Linked DNA regions of Mus musculus: region 2 is linked to region 1. The links are chromatin loops, found by intact Hi-C in ENCODE. Cell type or tissue: gastrocnemius. All regions are shown on one strand. Each heading gives the region's core, and the rest is flanking DNA. Links, peaks and the distances in the headings are about the cores only.

The links. Hi-C counts contacts between places; a loop is a spot of excess contacts. Peaks named below come from ENCODE experiments on the same cell type or tissue, not always from the same donor. Only the 100,000 strongest peaks of a DNase experiment are listed, where the experiment ranks them.
Region 2: it touches region 1 in a loop (3-fold over the local background); 3 of 42 quality-filtered maps call a loop at or near these places.

The regions. Positions count from the first base shown.
Region 1 is chr6:122,301,198-122,307,950 of GRCm38, reverse strand. No RefSeq gene overlaps it. Among named protein-coding and RNA genes, the nearest start is that of M6pr, 4.1 kb to the left of the region's middle. In gastrocnemius, for the core only: a CTCF peak has its summit at 3,457 (motif pointing right); a DNase peak (open chromatin) is centred at 3,458.
Region 2 is chr6:122,807,726-122,814,478 of GRCm38, reverse strand. No RefSeq gene overlaps it. Among named protein-coding and RNA genes, the nearest start is that of Foxj2, 9.1 kb to the left of the region's middle. In gastrocnemius, for the core only: a CTCF peak has its summit at 2,988; DNase peaks (open chromatin) are centred at 2,348, 2,575, 3,033, 3,419 and 1 more place; H3K4me3 peaks cover 2,471 bases; H3K27ac peaks cover 2,904 bases.

The sequences.
Region 1 (6,753 bases), core at 769-5,768:
CCCCTTCTTCTGACTTTTTCCTTCTTCCATTTCTTTCGAAGGCCCCTTCACCCAGCTCTCCCCATGTCCCCCACTCAGACTGATGGTCTCATCTTCTTTAATTGTTATAGTTACAAATATTTGCATAGATACACTACAACCTGCTGAATCTGTTTATGTTTGTATGTACATGATTTCAAGGATGATCACTTTGTATGGCATAGCCTCACTTCTCTGTTAGCATATTGATATCGCCATTGTTTAGATCTTGTTTTTGCCACCATTTCTATGAGACTGTTTCACACCAGACATCCTGGTATTGCAGCTCTTACGGTTTTTCCAGCCCCCCTCTTTTTTTATGTGTCCTGAGTCATAGATGCAGGAGCTGTGATGTAGAGGTAGCCACTGTGGCTAGGCCCCTCACCACCTGCTGATCTCTGCACCGTGTCCTGTCATGGTTTTCTGTGATGGTCTGTAGTGAGAATTTTGGAATTTTGGCTTCTTTAACACAGAAAACAATTTTAAGAACATATTTCCATTTTGATCCCAGGTGTGGGATTTGGGGCTGCTTCAGATTGTCCACAACAGCTGGCTATGATATTTGCCTTGTGCTCTGACAGGGGACGTGGTTTTTGCTAGTCCCTGCTAGAGCACAAGGCAAATATGTTTGATAGTTTCTGTGGTGGTATTTGGAATTCTGAGAACTTTTCAGAGGGTATGTGCAGAGAGGCAGGGGTGGTTGTTGATCATTGGGGGTGGTGGTGGTGGTTACGGTTTGTTAGTAGTTGTGCTCAAAGAAGAAACAAGAAGGGAAATTAGATTTCAGAGATCTCATTCCTTTCCTCTCTCCCCTCTATCCTTTTTTTCCCTCCTATCTATATTAGGATGTTGAAGGAGTGGAAGAGAGGGAGAGAAGGGTGGAGGAAAGAAGAACCCACAAAGTCGCAAAGACCAGCTACAATGGTCTCCATTTGCTGTAAACAAATGCTTATTTGATATATGGTGAAATTACACTTATCTGTGGGCCTAAGGATATGATTTCGAATGCAGTTAGGAATTATGCTGACCTTGCAAATTGGTAGTACATTTTCTTCTAAGATCCTACCAGCCCTGGGAAGTTAGATTTCTAGTACCAGGTATAATTTTCCTCCTGCTGAGTGGGCCTTAAGTCCAACCAGACAGCCGCTGGTTACCACCAACATATGAGGGACATCTACTGTACCTTTATGGATGTCTTGCTATGCTGGCCATTGCGATTTATAGGTACCACAGCTGGGTAGGACTATGAATTGCCCCTTCTCTGGCACCTTGTAGAGTATTTTCTGGTACCTTGGAAGCTATACTGCAGGAATGCGGCTTTCGGGTTAGATCGAGCTCATACAGTCTGAGCCCTGTATCCTAGATGTGCTGTGTCTTCAGCAAGAGGAGCTTACCTTTGACCTCTGAGAGGCAACCGAAGGCAGTAGCCATTGTCTATGTTGCTTTAAGGGTCACTTGGACTGCCCTGACCAACCATTTTAGAGACATCGCATGCTTTCCACTGGGGGTTTTGTTAGTCTGTGGTTCTTGTGGGAAGCGTGTTCAGCTCAAGTGGCATAACTTTCATATACATAGTGTGATATATGTATATATATATATATATATATATATATATTATTTGTGAATGTGTGTGTGCATTGTGTATAATTTTAGGTAAATATTAAATAATAAGATTACATGAGGGTTTATCAGAAAGCCTTGGTGTTATTTGTCCCTCCTCCTTCTGTGCTGCCCTCCTTTCCCTCTGGTCTCATAGCTTGAATCATAGAGTGCATAGCAGCAGTTCGTGTCTGGCAGCGTCTTGACCACAGTGGTTAGGGGTTGTCCACAGTCTGCCCCACATCTCCTGCCAGGATCTCCTTGCCTTCCTCCAGGATGATGTTCTTCTTGTCCTCACTCAGGCAAAAGAGCACCGCCTTCTTGCGTTTCTTCACTTCTGGTGTTGAAGATTTGCGAACTTTCATGTCATTGAACACCTTGAAGACAGTCAGAGCAGAGGCCATGGTTCCGGAAATGAAAGGGAGACAGAAAGAGCCACTGAAGACCTGAGCCCCTGCAGCTGCTGGGATCTGGCTGAACCTGATTTCTGTGTTGTTGCTTGTTTTGTTTTTACTTTTCAAGACACGGTTTCCCGGCCGGGCATGGTGGCGTACGCCTTTAATCCCAGCACTCGGGAGGCAGAGGCAGGTGGATTTCTGAGTTTGAGGCCAGCCTGGTCTACAAAGTGAGTTCCAGGACAGCCAGGGCTATACAGAAAAACCCTGTCTCAAAAACAAAAACAAAAACAAAAACAAACAAAAACCACGGTTTCCCTATGTAGCTTTTGTCGTCTTGGAACTCACTCTGTAGATCCGGCTGGCCTCAAACGCATAGATAATTTCCTGCCTCTGCCTCTCAAGTACTGGGATTAAAGGCATGCATTATAAACAGCCACGCTCCTCCCCTTCTTTCCACTTCTATCTCCTGAAATGTTCCTTGAGGCAGGGCTTGACAAAGATGTCCCACTTGTTACCGGGCATTCAGTCACTTATTCGGTCTTAGCATTTTGAATAGTTACGAGTCTCTGCATTGACCTCTACTACCTGCAACAGGAAGCTTCTTTGACTAAGGCTGGGAACAGCTCAGATCTGTGAATCGAAACATAACTATTTAGAAGGCAGTTTGGCAGCGCTACCATTTAGCAAAACAATATCATCAGATTCTCCCCTGCGGCCTATTCTTTCCCCAGCCTGGGGTTTCGGTACAGACGTCAATATCCTCCTGTAGGAAGTCCTCAGATCCAGTCAAGAGAGCAGCTGTTACACCAGTCAACAGTTTTGTTGCATAATGTGTTCCTTAGATTTGTAACGTTTTCTTCAAATGGAAACATTTCTTCCAGGAGGTACTAGAAGACAGAGGGGGCCTCAGGAGGTAAGCAGAAGGTCACATGACCTAAATAACACAAGCGTGGAAGAGTCACTGGGGCCCATGTCAACAGTGAAGAAGAGAGTAGAGAGTTGCTGGGGTGGAGCCTCTGACTGCCCAAACCAAGGTCAGAAGGAGAGGAATAGGTAGAGAGCTCTGGGCTGTAGTTTTCAGGAGTCATCACCTATGTTGGGGTAGGCTTTCTGGTGACACGGCTGCCTTTGAATCATCCCTACTCCTTGTAAGGGACCCCTCTCCCACATTCCTGCTAGTGACCCTCATTGGTTCACCATATTGGACCTCGGTGCCAGTACTTACATGGGTCTTCCACAGGCTCCCTTTCTGGGGTGAGCCAATGTGTATGTGTGTCGCGACTGCTCAGGAAAAGTCTGCCATGAACCATGAACCCAGTGGCACATCTTGCCTGCTAGATCAGTAAGTAGTTCAGCAAGCAGGGCCCAGAGCTGAGTGAAATCAAAGATCAATTTCCCTCATCAGTCTTGCAGAGCGCCTTCCAGCACTATGAATGCTAGCCAGCAGGGGGCGCCTGCTCAGTTCAAGATCAAGTTCTTGGTATCTTGCTAACTAAATGAGCCGTCTTCTTTCCTAATAGAGACTTACCCATTTAGTTATGGTGAGCATCCAAGAGCAATAATAACCTACATTGTATTAGGTGCCCCTGGAGCCCTACTGACCGATAACTCATATGGAAGCAACTCATGCCTGGCATCAAAATTTTAATTTTAGAACTCATGTTTTCTGAAGGCAGCATTGCCCACCATAGAGGACACATCTGTTCAAACTCCTTTAAATATATGTTTTTAATTAGCTTACCAACTACTGGGGTTTTTTAAGTCTCAGTATACATCCTGAGTTTTGGTCTATCCCTCCCCACCCCTCCTTTCTCTAGCCCCTTGTCTCATCTGTTTTTAAACCCTGCTCCCAGGGTTCCCACCGGCTTCGTTGATTACTTCCAGTTCCACTTCAGAAATTTGGCTTCTAGGCCATTGTCTGAAGGAGCATTGGGCTGCACAGAGGGGATCGTGTTGGTAACAGGATCCTGCGTGAGCAGGTTGGGTGACCAGTCTTCTGTGGGAATGGAAGCAGGGCGGACTCTCCCCAGTCCAGGGTTTCTGTGCCCAGTCCAAGGGCTTTGCATGTTTGAATTTCTGCCTCACAGAACAGACTTCAAGGTCCCTGACGTAGATAAAGGCTGTCCAGCGGCTGGGGAGCTGTGTTGAGAGTGGTCCTTCAACTTCTCGACACTTCACTGTGGCTGTGTTTCGGCGGCCGACACATCCTTCCTGAACTCCACTTCTGCTCTGCCTAGGGGTTTTTGGAAACCAGTACTTTCTTGTTATGCATGTATTTAACTTAACCACTTCGAGGTGGATTTTAATTTTGATGTTTATCGATGTCTGTCAAACTGATAACATTGAACATATTTCAAAGGCTAAATACATTTTTGGTCTCTGCAACTTTCACTTTTACTAATTTAAACACGTGTGGGAAGTGTAAGAAGGAGCACAAAGGAGCTGGATCCCAGCGCTGGAGGAGCTGAGGCAGGAGGATTGCAAATTCAAAGGAGTGCTTGGTCCACACAGTGAGACCCTGTCTCCAAAAAAAGTACTCTATTTGAGTTCTCTTTTTTTCTTGCTCCCTTCCACATTAATTGATTTTTGAACAATTTAATGCTTACTGCCTTCATTACCATTAAACATAACAGAGTGTATTTCCTAAGAACAATACATTTTTTGTAATAATAGTATAATTATCAAAATCAGGAGCTATAAGATGAACTCAGTATTATTATTATCTAGTCTTCAGTGTCATGCATAATATCAACAGTTGTTCCAATAAACATTCCTTTCCATTGCTTCCCAGGCCCCAGCTATAGGAGCCGAGTGAGAGACAGGGTGCAATTGGTTGTCTTATTTGACCTTTGAACTTTGAGAATATTGGTCAGTTACAGACTGTCTCACTTTACCTTTTTTTTTCCCGTAAGGACTTGTTTTCTAGTAAGATGATCAACTACTGAAAGATAAGTGGTTCTTTATATACTGAAATAGTGATTCGACAGTTGTTATGACCTCAGAGGCTGAGGAAACAACTCAAAAATGTAAGGTTAACACTTCCTCACCACAGGTCAGAGACTCAGACTTCTTGGCCAGGGTGTGGTTTCTGCCACAGAAGCATGTAGCATATGGAGGGGCAGAGACATTGCTTCGGAGGGCATAGGATACTGCTAAGAACAAATGGGTGTCTCCTTTGTCCTTTTGATTCTCCCACATCATTTTAGAAAAATATTTTTTTCCCACGTGTATGAATGTTTTGCCTGTATGTGTGTATATGTGCTGTGTTTGTGCCTGGTGCCCAAGGAGGCCAGAGCGGGGCGCTGTATACCCTGGATCCAGAGTTATAGGCAGCTGTAAGCCATAGATGTGGGTGTTGGAAACTGAACCCCCGTCCTCTATAAAAGCAGCAAGAACTCCTAACCATTTAACAGTCTCTCTACCCTGACTGCTCCCTCCCATCCTTAAAGTACAGAGAAACCCTGTCTCAAAAAATCAAAATAAAACAAACAAACAAACAAAAAACCACTATGTGTTTATTTTGTATCTTTTTAAAGACAAGATCTCAGTATGTTTCCCTGGCTGGCCTGGGACTCAAATGAATCTGCCTTCCTCTGCCTCCTGTGTGCTGGAATGAAATGTGTGAGGGCAATCAACCATTGTTAGGAGACTCCAAGATCAGGGGAGGGGGCTTCCTTTCTACGCTGGACTGGACACAAACCACACTCAAACACCTGTCTTCACAGAGAGAGCCTTTATTAAGCAGGGAAGCACAGTTACAGTGGCTGCTTTCTGACTCAGACAGGAAAACAGCAGCAAATGACCTTTCAGTTGAATTTTGTTTTTTTTTTTTTTTTTGTTTTTTGTTTTTTGTTTTTTTGTTTTTTCGAGACAGGGTTTCTCTGTGTAGCGCTGCCTGTCCTGGAACTCACTCTGTAGACCAGGCTAGCCTCAAACTCAGAAATCCACCGGCCTCTGCCTCCCAAGTGCTGGGATTAAAGGCATGCGCCACCACTGCACGGACTCAGTTGAAATTTTTAAGAAGAGAAAAGGGGGAGGGTTGCGTTAGGATGGGCTAGGAAGCAGTGGTATATTTTGTTTGAGCATATTAATTAGGTCAACCAAAGGGGACTTTTGATTGCTGGACTTCAATACTTTGAGAACTAGGCCTTGGTAGTCAGCCTCAGGAGGAGGAACTGGCCAAATAAGAGAATAGACCTTGCTGGCTAGCTTTAGGAATATAATCTAAAGGGTAAGGCAGAGGGAGTGGGGAAGAAAGGCCAGGCTTGCCAGAGCTGTGCTGGCCAGAGTCCCTTCAACCATGTCTGGCCTAGATCTTGTATTTTAAGTCAAGCTGAAATGTCCATCAAGATCCTAATGCATAAGGAATCTTTAGTTAACTATAAACACATTACTCTCTTGCTATGGAAGTAGATCTTAGGCTTTTGTTTTGTTTTGAACAAACGTCAGTTACAGTGCACTTAGCTCTTACCATGACATCCTTTACCAAGCTCAAGTGTTGCAAACTGTTTACAACACTGTAACCATTGTCTAATTGTGTCAAACAGTTGTGGGAGAACAATTTTTGACCTTGCTGACTTAGTTTTGGTTCTGTTGTTGCGATAAAATACCTTATGAAAACCAACTTAGGAGAGAAAGGGTTTAAAGAAAGGTAAAATAAATACAATTCCTGATTCCCGTCCATCATTGCAGTGAGGTCAAGGCAGCAGGAACTGGAAGCAGCCTGTCACACCCCGAG
Region 2 (6,753 bases), core at 722-5,721, 510 kb before region 1:
TTGATCACTGCTTTTGTGATTGTTTTCCTATGCAGTCTCCTCATCAGAAATAGAGGGATAATAATACATATTTCATAGTTTTCAGAAGGCTTGCATGACTTCATCTATGTAATGCCCTTAGATTAGAGGAGTGGGCTAGAGAGAAAAGGGGCTTAAAAGACTCAACAGTCAATTGAATTACTATGGATCAAGAGATATGTCCATAAAATACGGGATACAAACCTTTAAGGGGAATCCTGATTGGAATAGGGCAATTGGGAAAAAATACTATAAGGCAAATGGCAAAGTTTCAATATTCACTTGGTAGTACCAAGAATTCAAATTTCTTCTGAGTCTCACTATGTAGCCCTGACTGGCATTAAACCCACAGGCCTGCCTCTGCCTCCCAAATGCAGTCAGTAGAGAGATGTGTTCCATCACATGCTGCTTAGAATCAAGATTTCTTACATTTTTAGATATGAAAGGGAGCCAAGCATAGTAACATATACTTGTAACCCCAGCACTCAGGAGGTAAAGACAAGAGGACCCGTAGTTTAAGATTATTCTCAGCTGTGTAGGTAGTAAATTAAAAACCAGCCTGTCTCAAAAAAAAACAAAAACAAAAACAAAAACCTAGATAAATAATTATTCATGGGGCTGAAGAGATGACTCAGCGATTTAAGAGCACATGCCTTCCTAGAGGACCTGAGCTCCAGTCCCAGTGCCCATGTTGGACAACCAGGGGATGTGGCACTTCTGAACACCTGCACTCACACGCACAAACACATACACGTAATTTAAAATAAAATAGGTCTTATAAACAATGGGGGGGGGGGCATCTTCTTGGAGACAAGTGGGAGGAGGAATGGGATGGAAAAAAGAAAAAGAGAAGAGGAAGAAGAAGAGGGGGAAGCAGGGGAGTTGGAACAAAGGAAGGAAATAATAAACAATGGGCCAGGTAGTGGTGGTGTCTAAGTCTTTAATCCCAGCACTCAGGAGGCAGAAGTACACACAGATGTTATAAGTTCGAGGCCAGTCTGGTCTACAGAGTGAGTTTCAGGACAACCAAGGCTACACAGAGAAACCCTGCCTTGAAAAACAAACAAAGGTGGATTAATGAAATTCCATTATTTTTAAGGGATATTTAAAAATGTGTATTAGAGTGACTTAAGCATGAAATGTCTGAAATTTGTCTCAAAATAATCAAGTGACCAGGAGGAAAGTAGAGGTGGCAAAATATTGGCCAAATATTGCTTATTGCAACATTTAAGCATACATGTTGTTCTCAGGCTAAAGAGATAGCTAAGATTTCAGCTCTTGCAGAGGACCCAATTGGACACGCAAGTCCAGCCTCTACCACCACCACCTGTGACTCAAGCTCCAGGAGATCTGGATTCTCTCCCCTGGGTGCTGAGGGCACATGTAGTCACATGTGTACTATTCCGTGTCATGCTCACATGCATGTACAAGAGTGAAAATAAAGTTAGAGCTGGAGAGATGGCTCAGAGATTAAGAGCACTTGCTGCTCTAACAGAGGTCCCCATTTACATTCGAGCCCTGCTGTCCACTGTTCACAACTGGCTGTAACTCCCAGTTGCAGGAGACTAACTCCCTCTTCTGACCTCTCCTGGCTCCTACATGCATGTAATGCGGATATATATATATACACACATACACGATAGATATTAATAAGATAAAAATATAAGATGTCATTGTCATTCTCTCTACTTTTGTGTTTGAAATTTTACAACAGAGCTTTTAAAAAAATTAAAAAGAAATAGTAAAATGTTTGCTATCATGTTTTGTGTATGTATCGTTACCTAGTATCTTTAATTTACACTACATCCTTTTTAATTGTTGTTATTATTTCATTTACATTCCAAATGTTGCCCCCCTTCCTGGTCCCTCTTTCCAGAGTTCTTCACCCCATCCTCCCTCCCCTTCGCCTCTGGGAAGGTACACACACATCCCAGCATTCCCCTTCCTGGGGTATCAAGTCTCTAAGGAGTAGGTGCATCCTCTCCCACTGAGCCCAGACAAGGCAGTCAGTCCTGTGTTACATATGTGCAGGGCCACGGATCAGCCCGTGTATGCTCTTTGGTTGGTGGCTTAGTCTCTAGGACCTCCCAGGAGTCCCCGTTAGTTAATACTGTTGGTCTTCCTATGGGGTTGCCATACTCTTCAGCTCCTTCAATCCTTTCCATAGGGGTCTCGAACTCAGTCCAATGGTTGGCTGTAAGTATCTGCATCTGATTCAGTCAGCTGTTGGTAGAACCTTTCAGAAGACAGCTATGCTAGGCTGCAAGCACAACATGGCATCAGTAATTGTATCCGGGTTTGGTGCCTGTGCGTGGGATGGATCCCAAGTTGGGCCGGTCATGGGATAGCCTTTCTTCAGTCTCTGCCCCGTTTTTGTCCCTGCTTTTCCTTTATACAGGAACAATTCTGCGTCAAACCAAATCCAGAAAGCAGCAGATTTTCATCCATTTTACAAAGGCGTTGAGATAGCAGCACCTCTGCTCTTTAGCTCCCTCTACGAATCATTGGCCAACTATAAGAGGCAGCCTATAGCCACCAGGCTCCAGGTTTCTGCTTCCCTTAGTATATTTGTCGTCCATGTTAGGGGTGGGGGGGCGGTGTCACTAAACCGGCATACAAATGACTCATGTGTATCATGTTCATCAGGCAAAATGTGAGTTCTTATTTGAACATCCGAAAGAGGAAGGAAAAAAACAAACAAACAAAAAAACCTACCACTTAAAGATTGTAGTCCCTGGAATAAAGAACACAAGTATAATAAAAGTTCTCTGAGTAGTTTGCATCTTCTTGACTTTTTTTTCTTTTTCAGTTTATGCGTTCATTTTACATCCTGATTAATTTCTAAACTATGTAGAGAACCGAGGCTCGCTAGGGAGACGAGAGCGAGCGTTTAGAGCGAGGCTGGGGCGGGAGTCGCACACCCAGGGAGGCCCAGCGATGGGTCTGTTCCACCTTAAGAGGCGCCAGCCTCTCCCCGCTCTGAGCAAGCTCTCGGCTCCGCCCACCCCGGTGTCAGCCCGGCCCGGAACGCGGAGGAGAGGAGGGAGGAGAGCGGCGGTAGGCGGATGGAAAGATCCGCGCCCCCGGCTGCCGGCCCAGCGTCCGGGGCTGGGAGCGCAGCGCGGGCTCCGAGATAGACCCGCGAGCCACTGCAAAGGCGGCTGAGACGGGGCCCGCGGGGCCATCCCGGGTGGGCGCCGGGGCACCAGACTGGATCCGAGATAGACCCGGACGCTGGCAGCACAGACTGTACAAAGTTGTAACTTCCCCGGTGCCCGGACGCCTAGCGTCAAGGCATTTCCAAAAAGGGGGGGGGGGCATGCCTCTCCTTTGTCCTGACTGGTGGAGTTGAGCATGGGCTGGGCCCTGGACTGAGCGAGGGTTGGCCACCTGGGTAGTCCATCAAAGGATGATGCGGTGAAGGGTGGCCATTTGGGGAGGAAGTAAAGATTATTTTGGTACCTCCTCCCCCAGTTAGTGATTGGCGGAGGTTTGCCGTGATGTAAAACAGGGCATAAAAATGTCCGTAAAGGTACCGGGCCTATTGGCCGGTCTCTCAGGGAGGAATTCTAGGGTGGACCGTGAAGAGCCAGCCGACGCTGGTTTTGTAGGGGAGGACCAAATGGGTTGACACCCGGAAATGAGTTAGGAAGGGAACTCAGGGAAAGCGAGGGAAACCGGCTCACCTACTTTGCCCTCACAAAGGTCATTTCCTGCATGGGATCGATAGTTTCCTGTTTACTTACTCCTCGGGAGGGAGCGCGTACACTGGCTTCCTGGAATATACCCGATATTCACACTTAACTTTTGAGCCCAGGCTTCCCTTTTAGTCACGGTACCAACGGGAATGAATGAAATGGTGAAAAGGAAACGCAAGGGATTTATCTCCACGTAGAGAACGGAAATGGAGTGGGGCTGGAGGTTGTCTTTCATGCACGCAAGAAGACAAAACTAGGCGTGTTGGCGTACACCTGTGATGTGAGGTGAAGGCAGGATGAGGATGTTCAGAAGTTCAAAGTCATCCTCGACTACGTAGAGAGAAGCAAGTCTGGATTAAATTTGACGATGGGGGAGGGGCGTATTGATGGTTGAAAGTGAAAAGAACTCAAAATAAACTAGCTTGGTGACTCACCCCTTTAATCCTGTAGTTTGGGAGGCTTGCAGGCTAATTTCTGAATTTGAGGCAAGCCTGCTCAAACACAGCGAGATCCAGGACAGCCCAATTAGACTCAAAAAAAAAAAAATCTGAACTGAAACTCTTCTGCATAGGCAGGCACTTCACTCTCTTGTGTCTGGGACAGGCAGTGCATACACAGAAGAAGACAAAGTATGAGGGGAAAGATATTATTTTTAAAGATGCCCTTGTATGTCTTATGAACCCTCCCCACTTTTTAAATTCTCACTTAACCACTTGTGTTATAAAAATAATTACATGTGTTCATTAATTCATAATTAAATTTTGAAAAGAAGGCAATGAACTTGAGTTTGTTGGTTTTTTTTTTTTTTAATAGTATAGAATAAAGTTTATTCAGGGCCTGGAGAGTTAAGAAGGTAGTAGAGGCAGAGAGGGAGAAGTAGAGGCCATCCATGAACACATGGATAGAGGGGGAAGGGAATGGGGAAGGGAGGAAGAAGGGAAGAGCCCAAGAGGGCAAGAGAGAAGTCGGACAACTGAACTTGAGATTGTTGAATCAGATAGAACCTTAGATTCAAGGGGAATCCTCTTGGTTCACTGAAGTCTGGCTCCCTCTTCTAAAACAATAATAGCTACCAATTTCTCTTATATCTGGAGACCCCAAAACCAGCCATAAGACCTCAAAAGACTAGTGGGGGAGCAGGGGATGATGGCTCAGGCCTTTAATCTCCTCACTTAGGAGGCAGAAGCAGGCAGATCTGAGTTTGAGAACAGCCTAGCCTACTTGAGTTCCAGAACAGCCAGATATAGTTCAATGCAATGGGTGTTTATGGGGAGACAGGAGGGGGTTTGCTTAGCTGTGCATTACATTTGGCAGGGTAGGTTACAGTGAATAGAAAGGGCTTTATGTAGAAAAGGTTTTAATGACGGGGACTCGGTGCTTACAAAATTGTTGCAAGTGCTGCAGCATCTTAGAAATGACTCCAAGAGGGCTGGAGAGATGGCTCAGTGGTTACGAGCACTGAATGCTCTGCCAGAGGTCCTGAGTTCAATTCCCAGCAACCACTTGGTGGCTCACAACCATCTGTAATGGGATCCGATGCACTCTTCTGGTGTGTGTCTGAAGACAGCTGCAGTGTACTCATGTAAATAAAAAATAAATCTTTAGGGAAAAAAAAGGGAGAAATGACTCCAAGAATTCAACTACTGAGCTCATCTTCCAGGGAGCCTCAGAGGGTAAGGAATCAGCACTGTGTTGCTGACATTGTTAACTTGATGACCCCACTGAGCGGTGCTGTGAGCCAGGCATCAGAAAGCTACTGTTGTTGCTACTATGGCCTTGACAGCCAACTATGCCCATGAAGTAATAGTGATTAGTCCTGGAATGGTAGACTAAAGCCAGCACTGTCCCATAGTCATGCTAGCAAGCCATAGGTGCTTTATTTTACATTCCATATCTGTAAAGTATGCAGATCATAATTTATAGCTAAAAATCCTGGCCTCCTTTATTAATTTCCACCCTATAACTCCAATAAGTAGTTTTTGACATTTTTCAACACCTGCTTTGTATGAGATACTTTTCAACTTTGTATGAGATACTTCAACAGCTGGAAGGTGCATCAGGCCAAGTCCCTGTTACAAAGACCACAGACCCAGGTTGTCCAGGAATATTCTGTGTAGTGCCAGGGAAGTGTTAGTGATCACACACACACACAACAGACAGGAGCTGATCTGATGCAACTCACAGCAGGGTCTTAATTCTTTTCAAGCTAGCTCATCCCCGACTTGGTGGAGAGGGAACCTAGAATATCTATTGGGGCAAGGTTTTATAGTAAGCAGCAAGTTGGGGATAAGTGTGCAAGCATCTAATTGGAAAGCTACTATGGCCTTTAGCATAACTGGCTGGTGCTGGAAATTAAATAATAAACTTAATTTTTACTCCCCTCTGCATTGGTGGCTGTTAGGCAAGGGGTGGAATTGTAACCTGGGGAGGCAGATGTGTTGGGGTAGTAACCTGGGAATGTTGGTCTTGTTAGGGGTGTAACCTGGAGATGCAGGTCTTGTTGGGGGTTGAGCCTAGAGACTCGAGCTAGGCTCTGGTTTTGTTGGGGGCTAACTTGGACACTAATGCTAGGTACTGGCCTGTTAGTTTACCTGAGTTCAAAGTTAGGTCAGGTTCTCTAAAAATGGAGTCTGAATTTAAAGATTTGGCCTCTCATCTGTACTTAGCAAAGAAGACCCACTCCTCAGTTCTAAAAAAATTTGAGATAGTCCATCACTCTAATCCCTGCCTACAAGAACCATATGAGAGAGCCACATGATGGTACACAGCTAGTTCTTGGGACAGAGAGGCAAGGGTGACCTAGAACTCCTGATGTCCTGCCTCTTCCTCAAAGGGGCTAGGATCACAGGTGTATCCCACCACACCTGGCCTTTAGGTTTCTTCTGTCTCAGAAATACTGCGACATTCATGTTTCCCCAACTTCCTTTCAGATAAAGTATTCTGAACTTTCCCTAACAATTTGCCCTATTGGCTGGAGAGGTGGTTGGACGGGTAAGAGCACTTACTGCTCTTGAAGGAGACCCTCATTTGGTTCTCA